Linked DNA regions of Homo sapiens: all the other regions are linked to region 3. A link is an interaction called in ENCODE POLR2A ChIA-PET data of the cell type or tissue named here. Cell type or tissue: CD4-positive, alpha-beta T cell. All regions are shown on one strand.

Region 1 (4,000 bases), 320 kb before region 3:
CAATTCTACATTTTTAGAAATGATCTGCTAAAGATTTTATACAAAAGCTACTAAAATTTCATAAGTAGAACATGAAGTATAATGATCTTTAGAAGCAAGAATATAGAAAACAAGAAATGAATGACTATAAGAGATCACTTTCTGTTTAAAATTGTAATGTTCAGAGCCCATATTCTTCACAAAGAAAGCAAAAAGCACACGTACTGAATAAGAGAAATAAAGCTCTCAAAAATATCCATGTTTAAAAAAAAAAGTTCAAAAGATGAGAGTCTTTTGGGGCTCTGAGAGTCTAGGACAGGTGTCCTGTCTTCATGCTATCCAGAACTTCCCCATTCAAAGTACTTGCCACATTTTAACGTAATTATCTTGTTAATTCTGTGACATCAGAAACCATGTCTTATTTATCTCTATTTATTCAACCTTCAATACAGTGTGGCTTAAACAGTAATCAATACACATTTATTGAATGAAAAAAATGCCTATGCAAAAACTGCAGAAAGACAAATTTATAGAACACTTGAAAATTTCCAATTTCTTTAATCTAGTGTTCAGTTTTTAAAAGTACATAAGGCAATTCTCTGCCTCAGAGGCAACTTCAATGCCCAGAACCTTGTGTGAAACTCTATCCTGCAGAGCAAAGGCATAAAAGCACACCAATACATTTGCATAATGACCTGTAAAAACTATAACTTTTCTGTTTAGATGTTAAGATCTAAGGTGAAGAAATAAGCACAAATATTTTCTAAAACTGCACATGTAATTCCTACATAAACCTTAATTACACAAAATTAAGGCAAAGAGATTCATAAATGTCAATTTAACCTGGTAATTTAAAATGTTTCCGATCGAAACAGCTGAAGGTACACCATATTTAATTTTATGTTCTCTTGGCTTTTTTTTTTTTTTGAGACGAAGTCTCGCTGTCACACAATCTGGAGTGGAGTGGCGCGACTTTGGCTCACTGCAACCTCCACTTCCTGGGTTCAGGCGATTCTTATGCCTCAGCCTCCCGAATAGCTGAGATTATAGGCACCAACACCATGTCCAGCTAATTTTTGTATTTTAATAGAGACAGGGTTTGGCCATATTGGCTAGGCAGGTCTCGAACTCCTGACCTCAGGTGGTCCACCCGCCGCCCCCCCGTCAGTGTCCCAAAGTGTTGGGATTACAGGCGTGAACCACCACACCTGGCCTCTTGGCATTTCATCAAATATATACATATAAAAATGATCATTACCTTACTAAATTATTTACAAATACAATTTTATCGCCTAAGGTACTTTAAAATACAATGTTACCTTTTACTATATAGTGACTTTGTACTTCCTTTAATTAAGCCAGTAAGATAAACCCCATATACTTACCCAAGAGCATTTTTTTGCTTTTCTCCAAAATCAAACGGGACAGTAATAACTACATCATTTGCATCTGAGCCCAATACAGAATGTGCCGTTTCTGCATATTAAAAAATATAAAATTCTGATGACAGAAGAAAATGACAAGTGATACTTTCTGAGGTTTATTAATTTATGACAAAGATCTCACTTAACATATTTCCCAATACACTTGCTTGCCCACCCCGCCCCCGTGTCAATTTTCTTCTCTGCGCTCTGAAATCATGCAGCACTTCTTGTGGTTTTGGTGATATATTTGGACACAGAATTAGCTTTCCAAACAGCCTGGCTCTTAGGCTTCAGTATCAACCATCTTCTGAATTAGACTGACTCCATGGAGAATAAGCTCCTAACGCATCCATGTGAAGACACAACGTCATAATGTTAGTTCTCTACATTTAAAGCCTGCCTTCCAACCCCCAAGTTCTTAACATCATTACAGGGCTGAAGGAAGCCTTATAAACAATCTATTCCAGAATTTCCCAAATTGTTCGACAGAATACCACTCAGCTCAGAGCCTCCGTCTGAACTGCTGATAAAATCAGACCTACTTAGTCTGCCTAAATTATTGTTCACAGTATACTGTCGATCTTGAAGTGCCACTATTCACCAAGCTTACTCGGCCACTAACTATGTTTGGAAAACTCTTATTTGGCCTAATTCATTTATATGACTTATAGGGAAATCACAGTCAGGTAAGGCAAGTCATTTAACCACGGGCACATACCCAGTTAGTGCCCCAACCAGGTCGACAGTTTATATGTCCTTACTTATCTGTGCAATCACTCTGCTTCTCCCAAGATCTAAAAATACCTCTAACTTTTTTTTTAAGGTCAACTTTCAAAAGATCATTAAAGGTAACTATTATATATCTTTTGCTAAATACCTTTCATTTTACTAAATATCAGTCTGGCAACATCTTCTGGGTTAACAAATTTTGTTTCTTCTCCAGTATCTATTTCATATCGTAATTTCCCATTTTTTTCAATGACCTATAAAATAAATTACAATTATGCTAAATAAATAATTTTTAATAAAAATGCAAAGTTTCAAATCAACATTCCATGTTATCACCTTGGTAATTACTCTATGTAACAGGGAAGCAATAACAGAACCATACTCACTAAACATTTACTTTCCGCGATGTATTTCTGAGCTTGTGGATCACTGGAGCTGTCCATAAAGAAAGATAAAGATAGCTAAGTATTAAAATCAGTATTGTAGATATATAAAGTTTAGAGAAGACTGTATTTCACAATATCACTGAACAAATACTAAAATATTAACAAAGTTATTAAGCTGCTTAATACTAAAAGTCTTCAAATATTACAGAAGATAGAAATGGAGTATTTATAAGGGTTATAGTAATTCTACTAAAGTACTGATCTTTGCATTTGAAAATAAATAGCTTTCTTGTTCTGGCTGTGCTATTAATAGGTGCTATATATTTTGAGGTGACTTTTCATAATATCCATGATTTTGTATCATAGTTTCACACCTATGATTCTGAAGACCCAACCACTGAGATGAGAAAGTTGCAAACTAAAGGCAAACCAAACTAGCTAAGACCATCTTCGTTGCTTGGTTTCTGAACACACACCAACTCCAGAAACCAAAAGGTTGAGCAAAACTATGAATGTTGTTTATAGAAAGGTGCAGAGTACTATGCATATGCATATATATACAGATATAAGCAACTTATGCAGACTACAAAATGTTTTCACGTACATTATCTCACGTTATCCTCACAACACCTAAGTGGGGTGTGTTTGGCAGGTATTATTTTAGAGATAAAGAGCTTCAGAGAGGGACAATAACTTATAAGCTAACAAGGGGCAGAGTCAGTACGTGAGCCTAGGTCTTCTCTATCACGCTACTATTATTCATACTTTAGCAGGCTGCCTCCCACTCATCTTGTAAATGATCACAGTTCTTCTGTCCCTTGAGCGGGATAGAAATCTCTGATTCTTGGCTTAATGTCATCTAGAAATTAAGATAAAATAGACTAGTATCCTTTCATTAAACCCTTCTTCCAAGGAGCTGTGACTATTCTATTTGTTTAATAAGAGAAGTTGAAAATTAATAGTGGCTAATTGCTGAAGGGTTAGAGCATCTGGAGACCTTAACTTGTTAAGAGGCAGACAAACGGGGTTTAAAATGGACTAATTTGGCTTAGAACTCTGGAATACTTGCAGGTTCCTCATACTTCCTTCTCTGTCACCTAAAATATCAATAGGACAAGAGGTAAGTAGCTTGCCCAAAGTCACACAGCTAATCAATGGCATAACTGGCTGGCATTCAGAACTTCAATACAAAGTTTAGTATTCTTTCCATTAAACTCTTTGCTTCTTCCTTTTCCTAAACTCAGTATTTAATATTAACTATATCCCAAACACTTTAAGAATAGGAAAAATAGATAAAGTGTGCTCATAGCGGGTTTTGCACCAATATTAGAATTTCAGCATGACACTTACTAGTTCTGTTTTCTTTAGAATTTAAGTCAACCAGAACAATTTATACTGTTGTGCGTAGGTTGTCTACCACCCAGACAAGAGAATTTGCCAGGAAGGATATTTTACAGAATTTACAGAACTCTTAAGAAATGG
Region 2 (4,000 bases), 55 kb before region 3:
GTTTGGTTTGGGACGAGCCTGGTCCAGGTGTAATTAGTAACAGAGGCTTCCTCCTTACTCAGCAATGACTGCTGTGGTCGACAATTAATATGGTCACCCTACTCACGAGTACTTGGTTGCAGAGAAGTATTTGTTATGTGTATGAGTGAAGATCCTGACCAAAGATTTGACCACACAAGGTTCTGTGGTGAGTCCATGGTTTACCTGTCTCATGGGCGGAGCTTGGCTGCCTCTCTTTGTGTACTTGTTATTTGAATTCCAAAGAACGTTCTGCGCCACACTTTTCAGAGCTCTTTTCTCCCAGTGTGTGTTTTAGATGGCCGTCTGTTTTGTCATTGATAAGCTAATTCTGTAAACCTCAGGGCAGCTGCACATGCAGCATCTGTAATTGCACCTCTGTAATTGGCTGGAGTGCTCGAGAGACTGTACTTGCTTTTCCTGGCGCCCCCCAGGGTCCGTGGCTTCACCTAAAGGCTTGGTGGCAGGGACTGGTGAGAGAGGGAAGAGGAAGAGAGGAGGGAGAGGATTCTTGGTCTTCTACTCATCAGCCTGGTTGACAGGGGCTGGGAAAGTCTGATTCTTAGTTGACTGCCGGGAAGATGGGGCTTGCGAGAGTGGAGGGGGCTGAGGTGGGGTCCAGGTGTTACTAGTGGAGGGTGTCCAGGTTCTTGGCATTTTGAACAAAGAATTGGACAAAACGCACAAACAAAGCAAGGAAAGAATGAAGCAACAAAAGCAGAAATTTATTGAAAACAAAAGTACACTCTACAGGGTGGGAGCGGGCTGGGCATAGGGGCTCAAGAGCCCGGTTACAGAATTTTCTTGGGTTTAAATACCCTCTAGAGGTGTCCCTTTGGTTACTTGGTGTACACCTTGTGTAAATGAACTAATGGCTCACTATTGGTCTGATTGGTTATTTGAATCAGCAAGAGGGGAGCAATCAGAGGCTGAAGCGAAGTTACAAAGTTACACCCTGTGCCAACATCTGATTGGTTGCAGGAAGCAACCAATTACAGGCTGAAGTGAAGTTACAAAGTTATACTCCTGTGCAAATGAAGACTTGGCCTGTGACCAGCCTGATTGGTTGGAAGAGGGGACCAAGCAGAGGTCCTTTCAGTTTCACCTGCCATGCAGAAAAGGTGGGGGTTGCAAGGGGAGTGGCCTCCGGTCCTTTTGTTACATAGGTGTGGAAAGTTGGGGTTATCCTTTTGATTTAGTTCTAGGAAGTCAGTGTGAATCGGCCTTAGGTTCCCTGCCTCCAGCCCCTATTCTCCTGCCTCACAGGGTCCGTATCTTGGAGCTGTTTATAATTGTAGGGAGAGCACTGCACGTGTGTTCCTGGTTTTCTTTTGGTGTGGTTTCTCCATCCCTTTTGGGAGGAGTTGATGCACTTCCTTGAATTTCTGCACCAACTATTTTATTTGGATCACAGCATCTTACAGGCTGTTGTCATGTTTTGAGACTTTTTTGTTTATGGTGAAAATGGAGCGAAAGACTCTGAGTGCCGAGGGCCATGGGGTGCGAAAGCATAATTCTCATCGGCAGCTGGACCTCGGAGGTCCTTTTCCACCTTGGGGTTTTCCCCTGGTCACTTGGTTATACACTGCGTTTTTCCATATCTGGTTGGCAACTCTGAGGACAGGGACCCTTGGCATCCTCATCTTTGTGTCTCTTTAGGGTCCTATAGGGCTTAAGTGCTTCTTCCTGAGTCATTGCTGCTACTCAGCTGAGACACCAACGAGCTACCCAGATCAGACCCAGAGTGTTGCTGCTTATTTAGGTGGCAGCCTCAGGGCTGGGCATCAGGAGGGCCTGTCTTGCTTGGTCCCTCCATCAGTCTTTCTTTCGGACCCAGTATGTCTCAGCATCTGGATCTGCCGGAGTAGCTAGGAACTCCTACTGAAAGGCAGTGTTTATTTCTGTGTTGGTGTCATTTTAGTCCCACACTTCCTGAACTCAAAACCCTCTTTCCTAAGACTTGCCATGAAACACTCCTATGAACAACGGTGACCACGAGTCCCTTTCGGGGAGAGTGTCGTTTTGTACTTTGTATTGTGTCCCAGGCCCTGGATCCTGAGGGGTGGCCTTGGGTCTAGGAGAGCGCTCAACAGGGTTCGCCTATAGAAGATTCTTCCGGTGAATGGACGAACTTGTGGCCTTGTCCAGTGGTTTCTTTTCCTTTTTCCCTGTAGTTTCCTTCCACTGTCAACTTTTCCCCCTCCTTCATAGCAGCAGGTGTTGGCAAGGACGTGCCCAGATTAGTTAGGCCCAGCCTCTTCTTCTTCCTCCGTCCCCACCCACCTTACCTTTAGGACTGGGGTGGGGTGATGTGTCTGGCCACAACTTCCGCGACCACTTTTTAAAAAAATTAAAAATGGAGAGCCACGCCACATGCTTGTGACTTCCACAGGTGAAAGAATACTCAGCTCTAGAAGGGCGGAGGTGAGTGGGTGGTGACTTCCCGCTAAGGTGAGCTTGGGTCCTGTTTTCAGAGTTCTGTGGTCTGTGCTGCGGTCCTGCGCTTCATGTCATCTGTCACTAAGGTGCAGCAGCAGCTACTTTCCCTGCAGTATCTTCATCTCCGACTCTGCCCCGCGAGGGCCCTGACTCTCAAATAAGACACAGGCTGTCCTGTTAGCCAAGCAGAAGGGATATGTCCTCTTCTCTCTCCCTGGGTAACTTCTGCCAGATGAAGAATTTTCCTCCTTCTGGTTTCTTTAGTTGGAGAAATAGTAATAGTATGATTTATCAGGCTCTGGAATGAGACTGCCGGGCCCACCTTCCAGGTCTGCCGTTTACCAGCTTTGGCTTTCTTTCTTTCTTTTCTTTTTTTTTTTTTTTTTTGAGACAGAGTCTCACTGTTTTGCCCAGGCTGGAGTGCAGTGGCGCGATCTCCGCTTACTGCAGCCTCCACCCCGCTGGGTTCAAGCAATTCTCCTGCCTTAGCCTCCCAAGTAGCTGGGATTATAGGGGCACGCCACTCTGCCCGGCTAATTTTTGTATTTTTAGTAGAGATGGGGTTTTGCCATGTTGGCCAGGCCGATCTCGAACTCCTGACCTCAGGTGGTTCACGTGCCTTGGCCTCCCAAAGTGCTGGGATTATAGGCGTAAGCCACCATGCCCGGCGAGTTTCGTCTTTCTTATCAATAAAATAATAGTGCCTCCTTCATAGAGTTATACAGTAATAAAGTTGGTGTAAGAGTAGTGTGCCTCCATGGAATAAGTACTCAGTACAACGTTAAAACATGTGGGTAGGCTGGGTGTGGTGGCTCACGCCTGTAATCCCAGCTCTTTGGGAGGCCGAGGGGGGCAGATCACAAGGTCAGGAGATCGAGACCATCCTGGTTAACATGGTGAAACCCTGTCTCTACTAAAAATACAAAAAATTAGCCGGGTGTGGTGGCAGGCGCCTGTTAGTCCCAGCTACTCGGGAGGCTGAGGCAGGAGAATTGCTTGAATCCAGGAGGCGGAGGTTGCCGTGAGCAGAGATTGTGCCACTGCACTCCAGCCTGGGCAACAGAGTGAGACTCTGTCTCAAAAAAAAAAAAAAAAAAAGAAAAGAAAAAACAAAAACAAACATGGGTATGTGGTTGCAATAACTTACACTTCGATGCTCTGGTACTGTTTTTAGAAAGACCATTATTTATCTCCCAGAGGTGTGGTCACAGTTTATTATCTAATCAGGATTAGAGTGAATTGTTTGAAAACTTAGTGTATATTTACGGGGATAGCAAAGAAGGATATTTGAAACTGAAGTATCCTAGCAACCTTGGATCCCTTTGGTAACCCATGGCAAACAGGCTGCTGCTGCTATTCTCTATGGTTGAAGACAGGGTTTTATTCTTATGTGCCATAACTGGGAGTGTCAACTTTTGTCACAAAGAATGTGTCAACAATATGCCAAAGTTGAAACTGTCAACTTGGGCAAGCATCCTATACAATTTTAAACAATACCAAATTCTGTACAGCTGTCTCCTTATGATAAATGGGCATTGATTTT
Region 3 (4,000 bases):
CATGTGTTAGCATACTGAGCACAGCTCTGTGGGCCTCTGCATGTGTGGGAAAAGCCTTAGCAAAAACTGCAAATGAGTGTTTCTCATCTTTCTCTTTCAGACAGCCCACCTGAGGATATTGACCATAAGGACTCATATCTCATTACAAGAAGCATCATGGCCGAGCCAGACTACATAGAAGATGACAATCCTGAACTCATTAGGCCTCAGAAACTGATCAATCCTGTAAAAACCTCCCGGAACCATCAAGATCTTCACAGAGAACTTCTTATGAATCAAAAAAGGTAAAATGGTTTCTTGAGCATATTTTTTTTTTAAGAGGACTTTTAAGATCATGATATCTAATTTTAATTGTATTTACAGAGGCTTCAAAGAGTCTTTGATTTCTTGCACTTTGTTAAGGCTTTCTTATTCCTTCTCACATCCTAGAACCGGGTTACCCCTCCGTGAGGCAGATCCCCTGCAGGTGGCCATCACTGTGGTGGCCAGCAGTGCTTCCAGACTCCTGCAGTCACGGGTTCCCTTCTGAAATGGATGTGTATTTCCAAATTCGGATGGAAGAGGCTGGATTAAAGATAGAAGAGAATGTCCTAAGTAGAAGAGAAATATGTTCTTAAATTTAAAATCTCTGAATTTTCTCCTTACACTGGGGAAGGTGTAGGAATCATGTAATTGCCGCCTACTCCGGCATTTGTCAGTAGTGGGGAGAAGTCTCTAGAACCATATTAGACTTAATAGATAGGACACTCATGTTTTTGTTTGTTTGGGGGTAGCATTTTAAAAGATTATTATCATAGTCTTTATTATTAATTATTTTGGAGGACAGGAAAGCATTTACCTTCTATCTACTTTGCAAACTCCATCTGTGCCATAAATCATTATGGATGTTGGGTTGCTATACTCTGCTTTTTAAATAATTTGGGCAGGACAGGAGACTAGGAGAACTGAGGATGAAAGGCTATTTTTTTCAATTTAAGAACTAGGAAGCTTCATTTAGGATTATTTTCAGATCTCGTAGGACTATAGATGACTCATTTGCCCACTCTTTGCTAAGCCCTGGTGAAAGGTCTCCCACTGAACTGAAAGATACGCAGATCAAGTTTAGCATTAGGGTAATTTTTTGCAGGGAGGCCTAGTTAAACAAATGTTTTAAAGAGGATCAAGGGGCATTTTTATGGCAATTCTCTTTCCTGAGTACACTCCAGCTAGAAAAAATGACTCCTATCTATCCCAGGAATTATTTGTAAATACGTTTCTCCCTCTAGAGTGTGAGAATGTGGCTTACTCCTGTTTTATCCCCAGCATATTAGTAGGAAGCTGTTGGATTAATGTATATTAAATTGAATGCAAATAAGATTTTAGCTTCCATCTGCCTTTGTCACACAATAGAAGAAAGAATATATGAATTTGGTATTATTATGGCCAAAGCAAAATGAGACTATCAAGTTCCTAAAATAGACCACAGAATTTAGAAGCCATCCTATCCTGCCTGGGAAATCATGTCTTCATTTTGGTGGAAAGCTCGTCAGTTTAGTAGGCTCCGAAATAGAATAGCAGTTGTCACTCAAAGATTTTCAGATTATCTTCACCTCTTTGGCCTCAGTTCCCTTATCTATAAAGTGTAAGGTAGGAGACTTAGCTGTTCTCTAAGAAACATTTTAGCTCAAATTTTTTCTTCTAGGAAAATCTATGAAAGGGCTCCAAGTCAGAATAAAGGTCAGAGTAAAACCAACATTTGCAGAATAAGTGTTCTCTAAATTATAGGCTATGAATTATTCTGCAAAAATATATTTAGTAGTTTGGGTCATTGCTGTAAAACCTACAGATTTGTGCAGTTGAGTCTGTTTCCACATTTTTTAGAGAAAGGGCTTCCATTCTGTCTGTCTTTGTCTGGCCTGTTCTTCTCCTTGTTTGCCCAGCTCAACTAACCTGAGACAATGCTGGGTTTCCCTAAAGTACTATGGTGTAGAGAGGATGTGGGCTTTGAGGTCAGAGAGAAATGATATGAATCTTGGTTTTACCAGAACTTAACTTTACCTACCTTATGATCTTGGCCAAGGTATCCCCTCTTGAGATCTGTTTCTTCATCTATAAAGTGGGAGATAATAGTATTTTTCTTATAAAAATTAAAGTAGGCTGGGCACCGTGGATCACGCCTGTAATCCCACCACTTTGAGAAGCCAAGGCAGGTGGATCCACTGAGGTCAGGAGTTTGAGACCAGCCTGGCCAACCTGGCGAAACCCTGTCTCTACTAAAAATACAAAAATTAGCCGGGCTTGGTGGCACATGCCTGTAATCCCAACCACTCGGGAGGCTGAGGCAGGAGAATTGCTTGAACATGGGAGGTGGAGGTTGCAGTGAGCCGAGATTGTGCCAGTGCATTCCAGCCTGGGTGACAGAGCAAAACTCTGTCTCTAAAAAAAAAAAAAAAAAAAAAAAACCAAAACTTAAAGTAAATAATAGCGTGTATGAAAATGCTTAACATAATAAGTGATCACTTAGTCACATCTATCTTCCACTTCCTATGTGACAACAACTGGAATTTCCTATTGCTTTTTCTCCCTTTTCTTTGAAGGATTTTGGTCTGGTTGGAAATACATTAAAAAAAAAAAAAAGAAAAGGCAGATTTCAAAATGAAATGAAAATATATCTCATCTTATCTCTTAAGAGTTTTCAAGGTAATACCAAACTTGTTAGAAATACAGTGATTTTAAAGTGAGAATTTCTCAGTTTCTTTCCTTTTATTCATCTTTTATTTTGTATACTTTTTAGAGACTGGGGTTTTTATTTCTAAATTTTAGTGCCAAACTATAGGATACATCACATCAATACTGTGTGTGTTTGGTTAATGAATAACCAGTCTTGATTACTGCATGGTATTGTAATAAAAATCCATTTGCTTTTCTGTAGTTTATAACAAGTCTTCCTACATTTTGTCTCATCTGGTGCTCTTTCTAATAGCCCAGTGTGTGTTATCTTCAGGTTACCCTCACTCAGGTGAGTAATCTCAAGGTGACTGGTTTAAGGAATCATCTCAAGATTACATAATAGTTTTTTGAAATAGTGTTTAGAAATAAAAGCAAGTTTATGTGGAGACTTATACCTTTGCTACGCATAGCTACAAATTTAGCTCAAAGCTCTATGGCAGTTCAGTTTTTCCAGTTACATTTCAGAGATTATGTGTTACAGGCTGAGAACAAGAACTTAAGAGAACAAGTACCCACAGGTCTTCTAACTGCGAAACCTATGCTCTTTCTAGTGTGTAATCCTATTCCTCTATTTACTGTCTTTGGAACCCAGCTTAGTTTCAGGTTAAAAGTCTTTGAAGCCTCTAGGTCTGACGGTTAAAACCTTGTGTCAGGTTCTCACTTTCCACAGGTGTTTTCAGTAGTATAAAAAGGCAGATTTCAAAAGGCTTTTTTTTTTTTTTGGTTAAAAGATTACTATTGAAGGGATCTTTAAAAAAACAATTAAGAAGGGCTGGGTGTGGTGGCTCACGCCTGTAATCCCAGCACTTTGGGAGGCCGAGGCGGGTGGATCACGAGGTGAGGAGATCAAGACCATCCTAGCTAACACGGTGAAACCCCATCTCTACTAAAAATATAAAAAATTAGCTGGGCGTGTTGGTGGGCACCTGTAGTCCCAGCTACTCAGGAGGCTGAGGCAGGAGAATAGCGTGAACCCGGGAGGCGGAGCTTGCAGTGAGCTGAGATGGCGCCACTACACTCCAGCCTGGGTGACAAAGCGAGACTCCGTCTCAAAAAAAAAAAAAAATTAATATTTCTGATATTATTTAGAGAGATAGATTCTGTGCTCTACAAAGATTACTTTTTAGAATAAATAGGTCAGTTACTTAAACATATCCCTAAAATTGGTTCTTTGGCTTGTATATTTTGAAGTCAGTGGCTTCTTGTTCCTGGTTTTTAGCTGACATTCTTTTGGCATGCTTTACTAGTTGAATAGTTCCTCAATAAATACTTGCTGCTGTACAACATGGAA

Evidence for each region. ChIA-PET counts read pairs that join two places held together with the same protein. Peaks named below come from ENCODE experiments on the same cell type or tissue, not always from the same donor. Only the 100,000 strongest peaks of a DNase experiment are listed, where the experiment ranks them.
Region 1: POLR2A ChIA-PET joins it to region 3 with 5 read pairs; 8 of 35 experiments call an interaction of 5 or more read pairs at or near these places.
Region 2: POLR2A ChIA-PET joins it to region 3 with 5 read pairs; 7 of 35 experiments call an interaction of 5 or more read pairs at or near these places.

The regions. Positions count from the first base shown.
Region 1 is chr10:14,847,176-14,851,175 of GRCh38, reverse strand. HSPA14 (heat shock protein family A (Hsp70) member 14) reads right to left here. Exons shown (of 14, transcript NM_016299.4): 4 at 2,519-2,567; 5 at 2,281-2,386; 6 at 1,365-1,455. Among named protein-coding and RNA genes, the nearest start is that of MSANTD7, 11 kb to the right of the region's middle. In CD4-positive, alpha-beta T cell, no CTCF peak of the experiment used is centred here; no DNase peak of the experiment used is centred here.
Region 2 is chr10:14,581,931-14,585,930 of GRCh38, reverse strand. All of the region lies in intron 2 of FAM107B (family with sequence similarity 107 member B), which reads left to right. Among named protein-coding and RNA genes, the nearest start is that of MIR1265, 150 kb to the right of the region's middle. RefSeq lists an enhancer at 2,631-2,690. In CD4-positive, alpha-beta T cell, no CTCF peak of the experiment used is centred here; DNase peaks (open chromatin) are centred at 151, 1,090, 1,768 and 2,490; H3K27ac peaks cover 3,330 bases.
Region 3 is chr10:14,526,616-14,530,615 of GRCh38, reverse strand. FAM107B (family with sequence similarity 107 member B) reads left to right here. Exons shown (of 5, transcript NM_031453.4): 3 at 101-284. Among named protein-coding and RNA genes, the nearest start is that of MIR1265, 92 kb to the right of the region's middle. In CD4-positive, alpha-beta T cell, no CTCF peak of the experiment used is centred here; a DNase peak (open chromatin) is centred at 1,965.